2 separate regions of the Homo sapiens genome follow, and region 1 is linked to region 2. Evidence: chromatin loops called from intact Hi-C (ENCODE). Cell type or tissue: endothelial cell of umbilical vein. All regions are shown on one strand.

Region 1 (8,000 bases), 57 kb before region 2:
ATCTCCTTTCATTTGTAGTAGCTCTTCTTGAAAAACATTTTTAAGCATATAGTAGATGACTTGTCATTGTTGAAAGTGGAAACTGGTAGTAAGTAAAGGCTTATTATACTTATTCAGATAGTTTTTATTAAAGTCTTTACCAATAACTTTTCTAAGAAAGTGATCAGCATGAAGTTTATTGCCTATTTGCCTAACACAAGTGTCTGAACTACATTAATAAAAATCCTGCTCTAAACATATTTTATGTTTTTATATGAAAACCAGCACTGGCACACCAGAAAAAAAGAAAGAAAAGTAGGATAGAAGAAAGGAAGGAAGGGAGGGAGGGAGAGAGAAAGATGGGGTAGGGAGAGCAAGGAGAAAGAGAAATGAAATCAAGAAGACAATGAAGATGAGCAGAACAGTGATGATCAGATCCAGGGACATGAAGGCATTCTTTTGACACTTCGGTATCAGGTAACAAAAAGTAAAACACAATGAAACTATCTAGGACTTTGCCTTCAAAAAATAGCCAAACTCTCATGTTGTTGCACACATACAACAGTGACCTAAATTGAGCCAGAGTCAGAGAATACCCCAGCTGTGTTCACAAGGGCTAGACGCTGAGAGGCAGATATTCCAGATTTAATCTGCAGAGTAACTGTAGGTATTTAGTGGATTACTGAAGTGTTTTTAAAACAAACTGTGGTCTTGAGTAACCAGCATACGCCCGTGGCAATCATTTTACACATTTTATTTGCTTCATCAAATTCTTTTAAATGTCTGTAACTAAAGCAAAGGTTAACTTTTGATAAGAGATTCCAAATTTATACAATCCAAATTAGTGAGATTTTACTTGAATGTCAAAAGTTATGTATCTTACTCTTAGTTAATAAGCCTGAGTAAGCTGAAGTGAAAAAAGTTTCAAATCAGTATAACCCCGTCTTTAAGGTTTTTAGGAAAGAGAGATGGCATAGGTAAACTCCTCTACCGTGAAGGTGAGCTGATGATATTCTTGATAAGGATAGATACACCAAGTTTCTTGGACTTGTCTTATGCCTCCTCCATTAGAAACCACTTCATTCTGAAACTGTGATCATAGAAGGGATGCATAATCTTTTCTAGTACATTCTCGTTAAATGGCACTTTTTTTTTTTTTTTTTTTTTTTTTGAGACGGAGTCTCGCTCTGTCGCCCAGGCTGGAGTGCAGTGGCGCAATCTCTGCTCACTGCAAGCTCCGCCTCCTGGGTTCACGCCATTCTCCTGCCTCAGCCTCCCGAGTAGCTGGGACTGCAGGTGCCCACCACCACACCCGGCTAATTTTTTTTTTTTTTTTTTTTTTTTTTTTTTTTTTTTTAGTAGGGACAGGGTTTCACGGTGTTAGCCAGGATGGTCTCGATCTCCTGCCTCGTGATCCACCCGCCTCGGCCTCCCGAAGTACTGGGATTACAGGCGTGAGCCATCGCGCCCGGCCGTTAAATGGTTCTTAAAGCAAAAAAATAGCCCAAAAGTTTTGTGACAGCAGTTTTTGAGAGACTGAAAAGAATATGCTTTTACCCTTTAAAATTTTCAAATCTTCAAAATACCAGTCTATTTTAAAAGTTTCTGCTTAGAATAATTTGCTGTTTGATGAAAATGCCTTCTGTCCTCCTAAGGTCTCTTCTGGACTATAGAGAAGTAACAAAAGTACCAATTGTGTGCATTTTTTCCCGTGTTACTAATTGCCTTAAACACCTTCAATATCCTGCTGCAAAGTCCCGGGTTGCAGATGAGGACATGAATGATAGCTGGCACTGTGGAAAACAGGACCAGAATCAATGAAACAGATGGCAAAAAACACATTTTTGCAAATATAAATTTTTTTGAAGAGAGAGTGAATGATTACTTTCCTGGAGGCAAAAGCCTATCCATCCTCTCTAGAAATGAGATGCCTTTTCTGCAATTCCAAATCTTGTCTGCATTGGAAGCATGAGTGTCATTGGAAGGTAGAGGTCAAGCTGAGATGAAAGTGGGTTTAGCTTTGGATGAGGGGATTCCAGCATGGAAGAGCAGCTCAGGGAGACCATCAAGTTCTCTTTAAGCTACACTTTTAAATTTAATGATTTTGATGTTTTTCTGTTTCTTCTCTGGATCATTTTATTTTTAAAGCAAAGCTTGTAAATATTAAAGTTGATTACCATTCCGTTATTCATTTATTATTCAACCATTTATTAAGCCCTATGCATCAGGCTGTGGGCTAGATAATAAGACAAAAATTAAGGAAAATTTTCACTTTTAAGGAGCTCTCAGTTTAGTGGCAAATGGGGCCAATACCACTTAACATTGTTCATAAGGAAACAGCTTCTGTGGATCTGCAGTTGTTTAGAGTTAGATGTGTTCTTGGATATGTAACTAAAAATAGAAACCTTTGATCTAGAAATTAACCTTTGGTGAGTAGCAAGAATTTATCTTTTTAAAATTAACTTTTTAAAATAAGGTTGATTTTGAGACTCCTTTTAAAAATTCCTTTGGCTAAAATAGCTTTGGAAAAAAAGGGGAAAATGTAAAAAAAGAAGCTCTCTTGTTCCCTAAGTGAGAGGCAAAGATATTGCAACAGGCAAATCTTGCTCTCACCTGCACTCATTTTCATTTGACATGGTGCAATGTTTAGATCTTTTTATTTCCTTAAGAAATTTGCATTTGCCGGAAAGAAAAGCATGCAAATATCTGTAAATCTCTAACCCTGTTTCCTCATGTTGGGTATATTCTCACAAAGCCTTCTAGATTACAAAGACATTAAGAATAATATAATTCAGCTCTATTTTCTTTGTTTTGAGCAGCAAATGTTTCTGGCAATTAGCATGCATCCATTAATTTTCTATGCTTAGAGTTTTTATTTTGGGCTTTAACATGAAGATCTAACTTTTTTGATGGATGTGTTCAATCATAATTATGTTTCTTAGCTGATGTTAAACTAATACGACTATTTGAAAGGAAAAAAAAACCCTAAATGTTTTATACAAGTTCTAAATATTAAATATTTTGAACATATAAACTCTAATTTTAAGATCACACTGACAACCTTATAATGTGTGTGTGTATGTGTGTATAATATACAGATAGAGAAACAGATCTAAATGAAGACTGTGACAAATTCGACACATCAGAAAAAGAATTAATTGAAAATAACTGATAATGAGATTGTCCACATACATTACAACTAGTTAAAAATTGCCTATCCAGCTAACGGGCAGGGTGTACTTTGCACACTAGAGGCAGTGACAACACCCTAAATGCACAAAGAAAAGATAAAGAAGATAATAATACCTTGTGATAAGGAATCCAGAGAGGGATGTGAGAGGGAGCAGCCGGTGGAGTGAGGGCAGCTGGAGGGACGGCGGCTCACATGGCAGTCAGTGGTGGTCTCTGTGAGGGGGTCATTCCTTTGGTTAGCAGACCTATTCCTGGACTCTTCAGAGGCCCTTCCAGACCAGTAACACTCATTCCAGGAAACCTCTCTTTAAATAGTTTGCTGTTTGTATAATAAGGCATTTTAGAAAGGAAACTTAAACGGAAAGAACAGATGATTCTTTGTGTATGCGACTAATTTAGTTTCCATCATTATGACACTTGCTCTTCTAGAAAGTTACAGGAGAGGATAGTGAGAAAAACCTGGATGGAGATTGACAAGGCTGTGTTCTTATTCAGCTCCACTGCTGCCATCTTCATAAGCTCTCTGGGCCTTGTTTTCTCATCTAAAAAGTGGCGCAGCTAGTCTCAATGCTCATATATTCCCATCGAGCTCCAAAACACATATTATTTTAATGTCGGGGGGGGGTTGCATCTCACAGGAAAGTCTATGAATGCATCTTGGTACACAATCATAGTGAGTTCAGTAGCAGACATAGCACAGTTCTTCTCCTGGGAGAATGAGAAAAGAGCATGACTTGAAATTACTGTAAAAGATGACCAGAAAAACAAAAGTGGGAGAAAAACACTTCCTATTGAAAAAAAAATTTGAAGTAATCTGAAAACACATTTGCGTGATTGTTATCTAGAACTGGAATTTCAGTGTTTTCTGTAGGACTTTTATTAAGTATCATATTTCCTGTAATTCAATAGTCATACTATTCAATAGTAATATTGAATAGTACTCAGTAAATGTTTTCTAAGAACATGTTGCTTGCAAATCATCAAGTTTGGTTTGGCAGGGAATCAATATGTTCCCCACATTAGGGAAACAGCCTTTTTTGGTGATTGAGCAGACATTAAAAAAGCAGAATTATTAATTCATTTATGATGTTTGCTTTATTCCACAAATATTTGAAGCAGCTTACAATAATGTATATACTAATAGACAATCAGAATAAGGGAAAATATAGATGAAATGGAAAACAATATTAGACTAGAGATCTACATACAAGCAATAGATTTCCACAAATGTGCCACAGTTGAGGTGAAATTTTGTCTTTGATCTTAGTAGTGGCCAAAGCTAAAAGAGAAGTTCAATGTCCATGCAAATAAGAGGATGTCAACTCTTTAAGAGAGGCAAAATCTTTGCTAGAATCTAGACCTGAAAGATATTGCATGCAACTTTAGTTTTGGGGGATACTGTTTAATGATGATATGTATTGAGCACTTACTGTGTGCTAGGCATGGTACAAAGTGTTTTACAAGCATTCTCTCATAAATCTTCACAGCAACTCTGTGAGCCAGGGACTATCGTGTTATTGACGACAATGCTGAGGCTTGGAGAATCCAATAAACTTTACATAATACATAGTAACAACTGGAAGCAGTGCTTGAACAATTGCGGAATCTATCCTCTTCATCACTAGGTTATACTTCCCCCGAAGCAAGCTTCCTGCCTCCTCTAGTGAGGCTCTAGGTCCTAAGCTACAAGCCAGCAACAAATACAGCACTAGATTTCATAAGGCTGTTGCTTATAACATCGCTGAAGGTAAGCAGGGGGCATCACACTGAAGGAATTCAGGAAAGAATTTCTGCTATAAGCTGAAAATGAATAAGTGAAATACCTTAGTAATTCTTTTCATTGTTGAGGTTTTAAACCTAGGCTGTCTAGATGAGTGGGTGGCATATACTTCACAAATAACCTTTACAAAATATAATTTTTCTCCATTGTAGTCTTGATGAAATTGATCAGGAAATAGTTCCAGGCAAGAGTCTGAAGTTACTCTTTGTTGACTGAAAGGCAGATCAATGTGAGGCAGGAAGATGTAGTGACTATTGCTCTGCCTTGAAGGCATCTAGACCTCTGTTAGTGCTCTGGCTGTGCCTCTTCCTAATTGTGAGATTCTGGACCAGGTACACAAATCTCCTTGTCTCAGTTTCTTCATCCGTAAAATAGGGATACTAATAGTATTTACATATAAAATTATTGTAAAGATTAAAAACATAGAGTCGGACACATTGTAAACTCTATTGTGAGCTAGAGCGTCTTCTCTCACTCTTCTCTCTTCTTGACTTCCTTCCGCAAAGATTTCCTCCCTTCCCCACTTCCCTCCCCCTTGAATTTTCCCTGTCCCCAACTTTTTTCCTCGCCACTTCATCTCTGTCTCCAGCTTCCCGTTTTCCATCTTCCTTCTCCTCTCCCTCTTCATCCCAATTCATCTTTTACATAATTGAGCAGATAGCTTAACTTAACATCTCATCACAAATCAGAGATACCAAGCCTGAACCCTTCCTGAATGAATAGAGCCATTTGCTTAAGAGACCAGCCCAAAGGATAACAAGAATTGTCTGGGAAGACAAAGGAAGTAAAATGTTTTGGGGGAGTACACAGGAGCAAGTTATTTCTTCTTGTGGGTGTTAGGGAAGGATTCACAGAGGAGTGATATTTCATTGGGTCTTCAGAAATAAGACCAGTGGATAAGGTTGAAGAGAGGGAGAAGGGATACCAAGGCTTAGAAATAATGATTACCAAGACATGTACATGAGGAGAAGCAAGTGCTTAAATGTTCTGGGAAGGTAGAAGGCTGATGCTATGCAGGAGATGAGGATAATAAAGTAGTTTAGGGACAGATTTTAAAACCTACTTCAATTATATTGAAATCTACTCTAATTGTAAGCTTCCAAGTGGATGCCAGAGTTGGCTTTCAATACATTTGCTTGTGATTCTCTGAAATGTATAATGTTTAATGAACTGATTTGGAACAATAAACCAGTTTTTACTGTAGTTGTTTTCAGTTTATTGAACCAAAATACTATTATGCTTACTGCATTAGTCAGGGTTCCCTAGAGGGACAGAACTAATAGGACAGACACATATATATAAAGGGGAGTTTATTAAGTATTAACTTACACAAACACAATGTCCCACAATAGGTTGTCTGCAAGCTTGAGGAGCATGGAGAGCCAGTCCGAGTCTCAAAACTGAAGAACTTGGAGAATGATGTTTGAGGGCAGGAAGCATCCAACACGGGAGAAAGATGTAGGCTGGGAGGCTAGGCCAGTCTTGCTTCTTCACGTTTTTCTGCCTGCTTTATATTCGATGGCAGCTGATCAGATTGTCTGCCTTCCCCAGCCCACTGACTCAAATGTTAATCTCCTTTGCCAGCACCCTCACAGATACACCTGGGAACAATACTTTGCATCCTTCAGTCCAATCAAGTTGACACTCAGTATCAACCATCACACTAAAGCTAATGATATTTCATTCAACTTGAAAACTTGTTTATTTTATAGGACTTTTTGGATTCAGGTTATAAACAATAAGTCATAGTTATCATTAATATTCTCAATTCACCACCATAGTGTATATTTTTCTTTCTTTCTTTGTGATTTGTTGATATTATGGTCCCTGACTGAAAAGTTGAGAATATGTATTCTTATTATCTACTATATCTTTCCAGAGTTATAGAATCTGTCTCCATATTTGTTTTGCAAACATAATTTCTTTTCTTTCAGATTTGTTTCTTTATACTGGTATTGGAACTATGCCTGATCTAGTGAAATACTGATTTTCACATACCTCAGTATCTGAATCTGACCTTTTTTTTTTCTGATCTGGAAAAAGAAGGAATTTTTTTTTTTTTTTTTTTTTTTTTTTTTTTTTTTTTGGCCATCAGGCAACAGTAAATCGAGATCCTTGAAGAGCAATGGAACTTAGAGGTTGTATTAAACCACAATTGCTTTCCAGAGACTGCCTATTATTTGGTCAAAAACAGTAACTTCAATTGTATTTTGAAAACTGAGAAGAAAGATTATTTTAATTAATTTATTATCTTCTGTAGTAAATTATTACAGTAATAGCTTCCAGTTAATCCAGCCTACCTGTATCATTGTCCCACTCTGACTCTGAGCTTGGCCATGTGATTTCCTTTGACCTGTATTAGCAAAGTGTTGCAAGCAGAGCTTTCAAGGGCACTTTAGCACAGGAGCTCTGTTTCTCTTGCTGCTTTTGGAACCCAGCTTTTGTGCAAAGAAGCCCTGGCTAGCCTGCTGGAGACCTGTGGCCAAGATGATAGCCAGCATCAACATAAGGGAGTGAGGCCTTCCTAGGCCATCCTGCCCCACCTGAAAAGCGGAAGGACTGCAGCTGCACGAGTGACTGAATCAGCAGAACTGACTGGCTGAATCCGCCCCAAATTGCCAACCCACTGAATTCTTGAGTTAATAAGGTGATTGTTGTTTTAAACCACTAAGCTGGAATGGTTTGTTCCACAGCAATACTGATACATTGTATGCCATTCTTTTATATGTAATCTTGCCTATAATGTGTGAACATTTGTACATATATCAGAATTTGGGCCAGATAAAATATTCAAATGCTTTTAGTGGAATCATGTTTAATAACTCAAGATATCATGAAAAATAGAGTTTCAAAAATCATAAACATACTACACTGATTAAAACACTTAACATTGGAAAAATAATGATCCGATAAATATTTACTCATTGTTTCCAATCTCACCTATTTATAGAATAGATTTGAAGCATCCTATGGTATTAAAACATGAAGATCCAAGGTAATTAAAGAGTAGAACAAGAATCAATTCAGAAGATCAGACAAACAGATGAAA
Region 2 (8,000 bases):
AACACTGTATAAATTCAGATCCTCATTAGTCATACTAAAAGTCAAACAGCCCTTACTCTTGCTTCAGACTCTAAGCACCTTCAGCTGTGTCATTTTTAAAAAGGGGTTGAAACTGTGGAAATCTAAGGGAATACAAAAGCAGGAGATGTGATGAGCATACCTAAGATAATGTGAAGATTTTGAAGACTAGAGCAAGCCAAAAAAAGCAACAAAAGGTTTAGATTTTGAGTTAATTAGGAAAGCAATTGTTATGCCCAATTCAGAAGCCTGAAATGTTTCAATGAGATGTTAATAAACAAGTTTGTTTACTCTGATCCAAGACTAAATTAATGTAAAGCATATTATTATAAACATTGGACTGTTGATATATTTGCAGTTGAATAAATCCAAGCTGTATTTTATAAAGCCAATAAAATTGCTTGCAGGAGGCCAAGAGGAAAAAAAAAAAAAACACCCAAAGACCTTGGCCAGTTTTAGAAGGTACATTGGAGATTCTAATGCAGCTTCCTCTCTCTGTCTCTCTCTGCCCTTTCTTTTTCTCTTTTCTGTCTTTGGCATTCACTTTAACCAGACTGAAAAACTGGAGTATTCATTAAAAAATTGGGGCTGGTAAAGAATGGAGAGTGGGACAGAAAAGAGCATCATCATTTCCATTACATTGTTTTAAAAAATAATAAAGGAGAGTAGTCCACTTAGAGTGAGTACAATGTACCAAAATATGGAAATAAAAAATATTAAAATTTTTTTTAAATGTAACATGTTCTTTTCAAATTACCTAAAGAATACATTAATTCATTTTTATTTTACAAGATTTATGCAGGAGGTAATAAACTGAGCAAAACATTGATCTCTCTTTGTCCCCCATCACTTCCTTCAGATCCCTTTCCCAGACCTAACCACGTGTCCACAGTTGGTGTGCAGTTTTCTGGGCCCTTTTCTGTGAATATGCATATAAAAAATGTATATACTCATAACTGGGATAATATATTTTTCTGCAATATGTTATTTCTGCTTAACATCTTTTAGGGAGCTATGCATCTCAGTGCATCTAGATAACCTGATTCTTTAAAAGAAAATAACTAGGTAGTATTCCTTAGTATGATTAACCCATTATTTATTTAACGCTTCCACCGTTTATGGTTCCTTACATGGTTTCCTGTTTTGACTACTGTAATTCTCCAGTGAACATTCCAGTATATTCATCATTGCAGTAGAGGGCAAATGTGACTTAATGCATAACAGTATCTGGTAATTACAGTAGTATTATCAGGAATCTGCCTTTCACGTATTTGGCTTTGTTTTTCTCTTCATCAGCCTCATTTTTAGGCAACCTCTTTTAGACAAGTTTTAGACCACCACTTTTAGACAATGTGGTAGCAGATACAACAACCAACAGTTCTACTCTTAACATTCTACAAACTTAACCTCTTTCTCAATGTTAGCAAAAGTGGAGAGGTTGGCATGCTTACTAGACCAGCGTGGGTCACATGCCCATCCTTGACCCCTGCGTTGTAGCTCTGTGCATAGTATGCATTGATTTTATGTTTTTGTAAATAGGAGATAAATAGACATCCTAATAGTGTCCAAATTTACATCACTGGGATTAAAGTGTTCTAAGTATTTGCTAGAGTAATGAAATAAGTATGTTGTTTCATAGCATTGCATATGAGAATGAAACATGTTATACATGGAAGATCATTAATATTCTAAAAAGTGGACAATTTCTCAATTCAAGAAAGTGTTGCCCAGTGTATTTGCTGGAAATTCAGTGATATGAGAAACACATTTCTTAATTTTATATTATTTGCCAAACCATAACAAAAAAATCCATATTTTATTCATTTATTAAATAATTTTTTGATTAAATTCTGCTATGTATTGATGACCATGTCAATAGCCTCCTGAAAGAAAATTCCTGCCCTCGGGTTTCTTACATTCTTGTTAGAGACCACAGACTATAAATAGGTAAACAAATGAATAAAGAAGAACATTTCAAACTGTGATGTACTATAAAGGAAATAAAAAAGATCATCCGATAGAAAGTAATTGGAGAAGGTTACTTCAGGGGAGGTAGTCAGGGAAGACCTTCCTAAATGTTCTGAAAAGAGAATATTTGAACCACCACCTGAAGACTGAAAATGAGCCTTGAACCCTAGGCCTATGCTATTCAATATGGTAGCCACTAGCCATGTGTGGCTATTGAACACTTGCATATAGCTAGCTCAAGTGGAAATGTCACACAAGTGCAAAACATACACTAGATCTCCAACACTAGTACCAAAATGATAAAATATTTAATAATTTTATTATGATTACATATTGAAATGATGATGTTTTAGACATACTAGGGTAACCATTACTAAAATTAATGTTTCTTTACTTTTTTAATGTGACTACTAAAATATTTTAAATTACATATATGCTTCACCTTATATGTCTATTTAACAGCCCTGTTCTAGTTAGTTTCAGCCTACTTACTGTTATTAACATGGGCTTTTTCAGCTTTTTTTCCTTGATGAGGCTGATGGCAAGTGAATTTATGTAGTAGACTTTTCTCCAAGCATCTATGTCTATATTTATTGACTGAGGTATCTAAATATAATAATTCAATATTTGATCAAGCTTAATACAGCTCAGTGTTAAGGGATAACATGTGGTGGAGAAAGCATGTAAAATTGCCACATTTACTAGAGGAGTTGTATCATTAGTCATGTTCCTTTAGAAGGGCTCACAGAACAGATAAAAGGGGACCCTGAGTTGGTGAGGTAGGCAGAGCTAGAAGCACAAGGTAATGACAGCGTAGGAAAGGATTTCTGTGGGAAACAGCAACAGCAAAGCACGAAGATCTATTTCCATTCTCTACTTAGTGAAGGAGATTCTATTGTGTTGTAAAGCATGCCACTTCTTGCATGTTAAAATGGAATTTTTTTCTACACATTGTTTTTATACCGATGGGAATGTTAGTGACTTTAGTGTTCCTTTTTTTTTTAGATGTCTTTCTGGGAGATGTTGGCAAGTTCTCACATCCTTAATAACATTAAATTAATTCACTGCAGAGAACAAGCAGAATAGTTTTCTTTGTGCAGTGTTGTTATTCTCATTTCCTGTTGTGGCTTTTGCCATGAGGAAGAGGTTGACTACTAACACTGCATGTTTGATTTAGCAGGTGAAGTTTTTAGTATTTAATGTGAGTATTTTAGAACCCCAGATATGATGTTTGTTATGTAATCTGTACTAACAGTTTTGCAATGGGAAACTCTTCCCTTACTGGTTTGAGAGTTGAGTCATATCCTGTGAATCTAAAGCTACGTTATTTAAACATCACGGGTTCTTCTTACTTTCATTCCAAGTCGCTGCTGTGCAGAGCAGCAAGTGCTCCGTGCAGGGCTGTTGCTATCACTTGGAGGTGAACAGCCTCTTTTGCCGGTATTCAGTGAAGAAAGCAAGTCTAAATATGCAGTTCTCTCACTGGAGTGAAAGATGTTTTGTTCATTTCTAATCAACTATGCTAGACAGCTGCAAGCTGAAAAGTGCCTGCAATTTGCCATTTATTTGTAATAAGGTAAGTAACATTTTGGTTTACTCACTGGATTGTGGTAGCCTTAAATTAATGTGGCAGTTTAGGTATATGATTGTTCCTTAGAAAAATGCCTTCTCACGGGGTATTGAAGGTTGCATTTGAGATTCTAATACAGATAATTTTTAATTTACAGTATAACCTACTTGTGAGATACATAGTGTAATACATTGATATTCCTTTTATGATCATTTTTTATGAAAAATATAGTGCCTGAGAAATGGAAACATTGTGGTAGCTTTATATTGGTTTGTTTTTTTTGTTTTGTTTTGTTTTCTTGAAGGATTTAGTAGTTACCAGGTTCTTAGTTTCTTATATTTCTTTTGCTACCCTCTGATCTCAGTTAAAGGTGAAACATATATCAGATTTATATGATTATCTTTGAATAATTATAGCTCAATCATTATATTTTTCAATTGAAATAAAAAGTAGTCTTAGTAATTATTAGAAAATTTAAAGTGGAAAATTAGTGAAAGCCTCTGGACCTTTCATATTTGGCTTTCTATTTAAGTGAAAGACTAGCATACTTAGAAACTTCTGATTATTCTGTTTGTTTTAAAATTGTATGAGTTTGTTTATCACTGCCTACTTTCTCACTTGCTGTTGGAGGCAGTCATACAAATTGCATGGCTAGAGAAACCTGTGGATAGAGAATGAATGAGAGGTTTATTTTTCAAATTCTTTAAGCTTGCTTAAAGCTAATTCAAAGGTTGGGTGACACAGGAATGTTGTCTTGGCTTCATATTGGTTGAAGCAATAACATCAAATCAGTGTTTAAAGTGGTATTGGGTATCCACAGAACTTTGCATACTCATATTTAAGGCCTTTAAATTCCTTTCAGCTAGAAAAGGTTAATTTGATTTCGAGAGCTATAACTGAATTAGTAAGATATTAACGACTTGAGGTTTTCAAAAATGTGTCTGCTAACGGTTGGCATTATGAATACTTTCGTACTTCTTAATTGACTTACTATCATGCTTGGAGATTGTTTCATTATTTCAACTTCCAAACATATTTGAAGGCAGTATTTTAAATTGGAGAATACTGTATTCCAAATTGGAGAATACTGCTTCCTTTGCAGGTTTTTTGGTCTAGTTTGATGGAGCATGGATTTGTGGAATGATTATCAAAATGTAACATCTGACTTTTGCAATTTCTTAGCCATTGCCACAGCACAAATGTCCAAATCCTTACTCTGGGAAGTGAGCCATAAAAGTACACATGCCTAAAGGACAGGGGTAGATTTTGTATCTTTCAAAATTGGAGGTGGTGTGGTAGATTGTTTTGATACACTGTATTTGTTGAAAGTGGTTAGCAAAAAGAGATTCCTCCAAAGCTTATCTTTGAAAAAGAGAAAAGAAAAATGTAAACAACCAATGAACTTCCAACCCTTTCTGTTAGAATTGATCTGCTATTTTATATTTATATAACTGTACTCTTTTTTAGGCTATGAGAAGAGAAAAAAGATGACTTTTCACAATTAGAGGAGTTAATGACTTATGTCCTACTATACCAGTGAACATGATAGATTTGAAAACAAAACTTCGCTTTAAAACCTCTTAACTCTTAAGATTTAGAAGACAATTAATTAAAAGTTTTCTTGTGCTGGTGATATTAATAAAAGTTATTCCTTCTAAAAATTCAAAACATGATCACCATTTATTTTAATAAAAAATATAAAATATTTTTTATTAAATATGAAAAGTGTATGCTATCTTCATATCCTGTGCTGCAATGTATAGTTTCAAGAGATAAGTGGAATTTATCATCATGCTATCTTATGAATAAATCCTAGCTCTGCTTTGTAATAAAGTTCATGTTTGCTTTGATTCCAAGAACTATACAAATCAGCTATATGACCATTAAGAGATGAAGGTAAACAGATGGAATTAATAGGCATATATCTTTTAAAATTTTTGCTAAATATAAATGCAGTGAGATAGCATGTGGTCTATGTGACAAAACCCTGGGCTATAGGAGTGCAGTGGGAAGAATCAACACTTCTTTGTAATATCAGAGAAAACCTCTAGTTTTGGAGGTGACAATGAAGCCCTTGTCTTCTTTTGATTTTGTTTTTCTATCTACAGAGTTTGGAAACACTGTAATGCTAGATGACAGTCCCATACTTCCCATAGGTGCTTAGTATATGTTAGTGATCCTGTGAACATTAAGGTAGATGAAGCATTTTGAACTCACCAGGAGAGTCTGTTGTTATAAGTGCTGAGATTTGTAATGCTTATCCCCCCTGAGATAAACCCAAGTAGGAAAGCTATGGAGATGGTTTGTTGGGTTTTAATTCCATCTTAATTTAGTTGAGATACTCAAATTAGTCATTTAGTCTCCCTTTGCTTGAGTCATTTCACTAGTGGGATAGGATTAGTAGTATTTATTCGCGGCAATTTACAGCATACTGAAATATAACAAATCAAGTTCCAAATCTCACTCTACAGGGATTTCTCTCCAAGATGAAAATAATAATAATGCCTAGCATTTAAATCAGACTGTATAATAACTATTTATGAACTATCTGTTTTTCTTACAGCAACTTTATTAGGTATGGGTTCTATTATTATTATTATTATTTCCTTTTTATGATGGAGACACTGAAGTACAAGGAAATTAAATGAGTTATTCCTGACATCACACAATTAGTAGTAGAATGACCAGAATTGAACCTAGGTAGGCTGCAGAACCAAGATGCTTAATTACATTCTGTGCCACCTTCTGTTAGAATCCTTTGGTCTTAGTAATTTGAAATGACTGCTATAAAGTACTACAGAGAGGAAAATACGTCTTTTTAATGTTACTACATTTAATCATTTTAATGACTGCAACATTCTTATTCTTAGTGAAACCCAGGCCTTTATGAACCAGAAATATGCTGAAGTTGTTCGTGAATTTACATAAGATGGGGGCTTTTATTAACGCAAAATATGTCTGGAATGAGCATACATAACTGAGAGCTCTCCTAGGTGATCATAGTCTTTGGTGATACAACAAGATTTCCCTTTTTTGTTGTTGTTTTTGATGTGCAGGTGGGGCAGAAACAATTTTCAGTCTATATTTAGTTATCTGATACAGTCCCAGGAAAGCTTTAGGGAATTTTGTGTTTTGATAGAAGATTAATGTAATGTCTGCCTTTTTTCTGTTCATTCCCTAAACATTTCCTGGTGAAAGTCATCATTTGGGAAGGAGCACATTGAACGAATTGTAGAATGGAGAAGTTTAGGTCTGTTATACAACTAGGTCCATTTTGATTTGCTTTCCCCAGAGACTCCACAAATTATCTTTGAAATTCTTGGGTAACTTTCAAACCTTCATGTTTCCTCGGGTCTTGCAAACAAGATGGATGGATGGATGGATGGATGGATGGATGGATAGATGGATGATAGGGATAAATGAAGGTGTTCCCATATCTGTTGAGTCATGACTCATGTACCTGACACTGGATTGGGACCAGACTAGAGAATGTGGGCCCAGAGGAATGATGTATGAGATGTGAAAGAGTTTTCCTAAATTCATCTCATATTTTCTTGTCTGATAGTTTTCAATGTGGAATGAACATAGCTATAAGCCATTTCTTGCCACAAGCCTTTCCTCCTATTTCATGTTAGTTTTTAAAATTATATATAACGAACTGGCCAGGCGCAGTGGCTCACGCCTGTAATCCCAGCACTTTGGGAGGCCGAGGTGGGCGGATCACGAGGTCAGGAGATCGAGACCATCTTGGCTAACACAGTGAAAACCTGTCTCTACTAAAAATACAAACAATTAGCTGGGCGTGGTGGCGAGCGCCTGTAGTCCCAGCTACTCGGCAGGCTGAGGCAGGAGAATGGCGTGAACCCAGGAAGTGGAGCTTGCAGTGAGCCGAGATTGCGCCACTGCACTCCAGCCTGGGCGACAGAGTGGGACTCCGTCTCAAAAAAAAAAAAAGTATATATAATGAACCATAATTGCTTACTTCCTTGATTCAAAAGCTAAATGTGTGCAGATATATACATATATATTTACACACATTATTCATATGCAGAGAAAAAAAGAGACAGATAGAGGTGGGATAAAATTAAAAGGTCAAAATAAATTTGAACACCTAAATTAATGAGAATTGTTAAACTTTGACTATTTTATAATTTATTATGAAGAAAATAACCAAGATGCAGAAGAAACAGTCATGGCAGAATATCAAAAAAGAAAGGTACTCTTAAGATCATTTTTAAATGCTTGTTTACAAAAGTATATAGCATCTCTTTTCATTTTGGAATGGGAGCTTTCTTCCCCACAATATTTCATTAGAGAACTCAAACTAAGAGTCTGGGAATCAAAATTTATTTGGCACAATTAGTCAATTGTGAGTGATCATTTCCAAAATAAGGAAGGTGACTAAAGGCTTGAGTTAGGAAATTCTGCAAGTTTCAGAGATGGT

What was found. Peaks named below come from ENCODE experiments on the same cell type or tissue, not always from the same donor. Only the 100,000 strongest peaks of a DNase experiment are listed, where the experiment ranks them.
Region 1: a loop joins it to region 2, with 2.1 times the contacts of the local background. A loop is called at or near these places in 9 of 110 quality-filtered maps.

Annotation. Positions count from the first base shown.
Region 1 is chr5:95,134,030-95,142,029 of GRCh38, reverse strand. The region is part of intron 1 of MCTP1 (multiple C2 and transmembrane domain containing 1); the gene reads left to right. It overlaps LOC105379085 (a long non-coding RNA gene), which reads right to left and starts at 3,456. Exons shown (of 8, transcript XR_948575.3): 1 at 3,286-3,456. In endothelial cell of umbilical vein, no CTCF peak of the experiment used is centred here; a DNase peak (open chromatin) is centred at 3,679.
Region 2 is chr5:95,076,988-95,084,987 of GRCh38, reverse strand. All of the region lies in intron 1 of MCTP1 (multiple C2 and transmembrane domain containing 1), which reads left to right. Among named protein-coding and RNA genes, the nearest start is that of MCTP1-AS1, 100 kb to the right of the region's middle. In endothelial cell of umbilical vein, no CTCF peak of the experiment used is centred here; DNase peaks (open chromatin) are centred at 1,177 and 3,217; H3K4me3 peaks cover 4,649 bases; H3K27ac peaks cover 5,175 bases.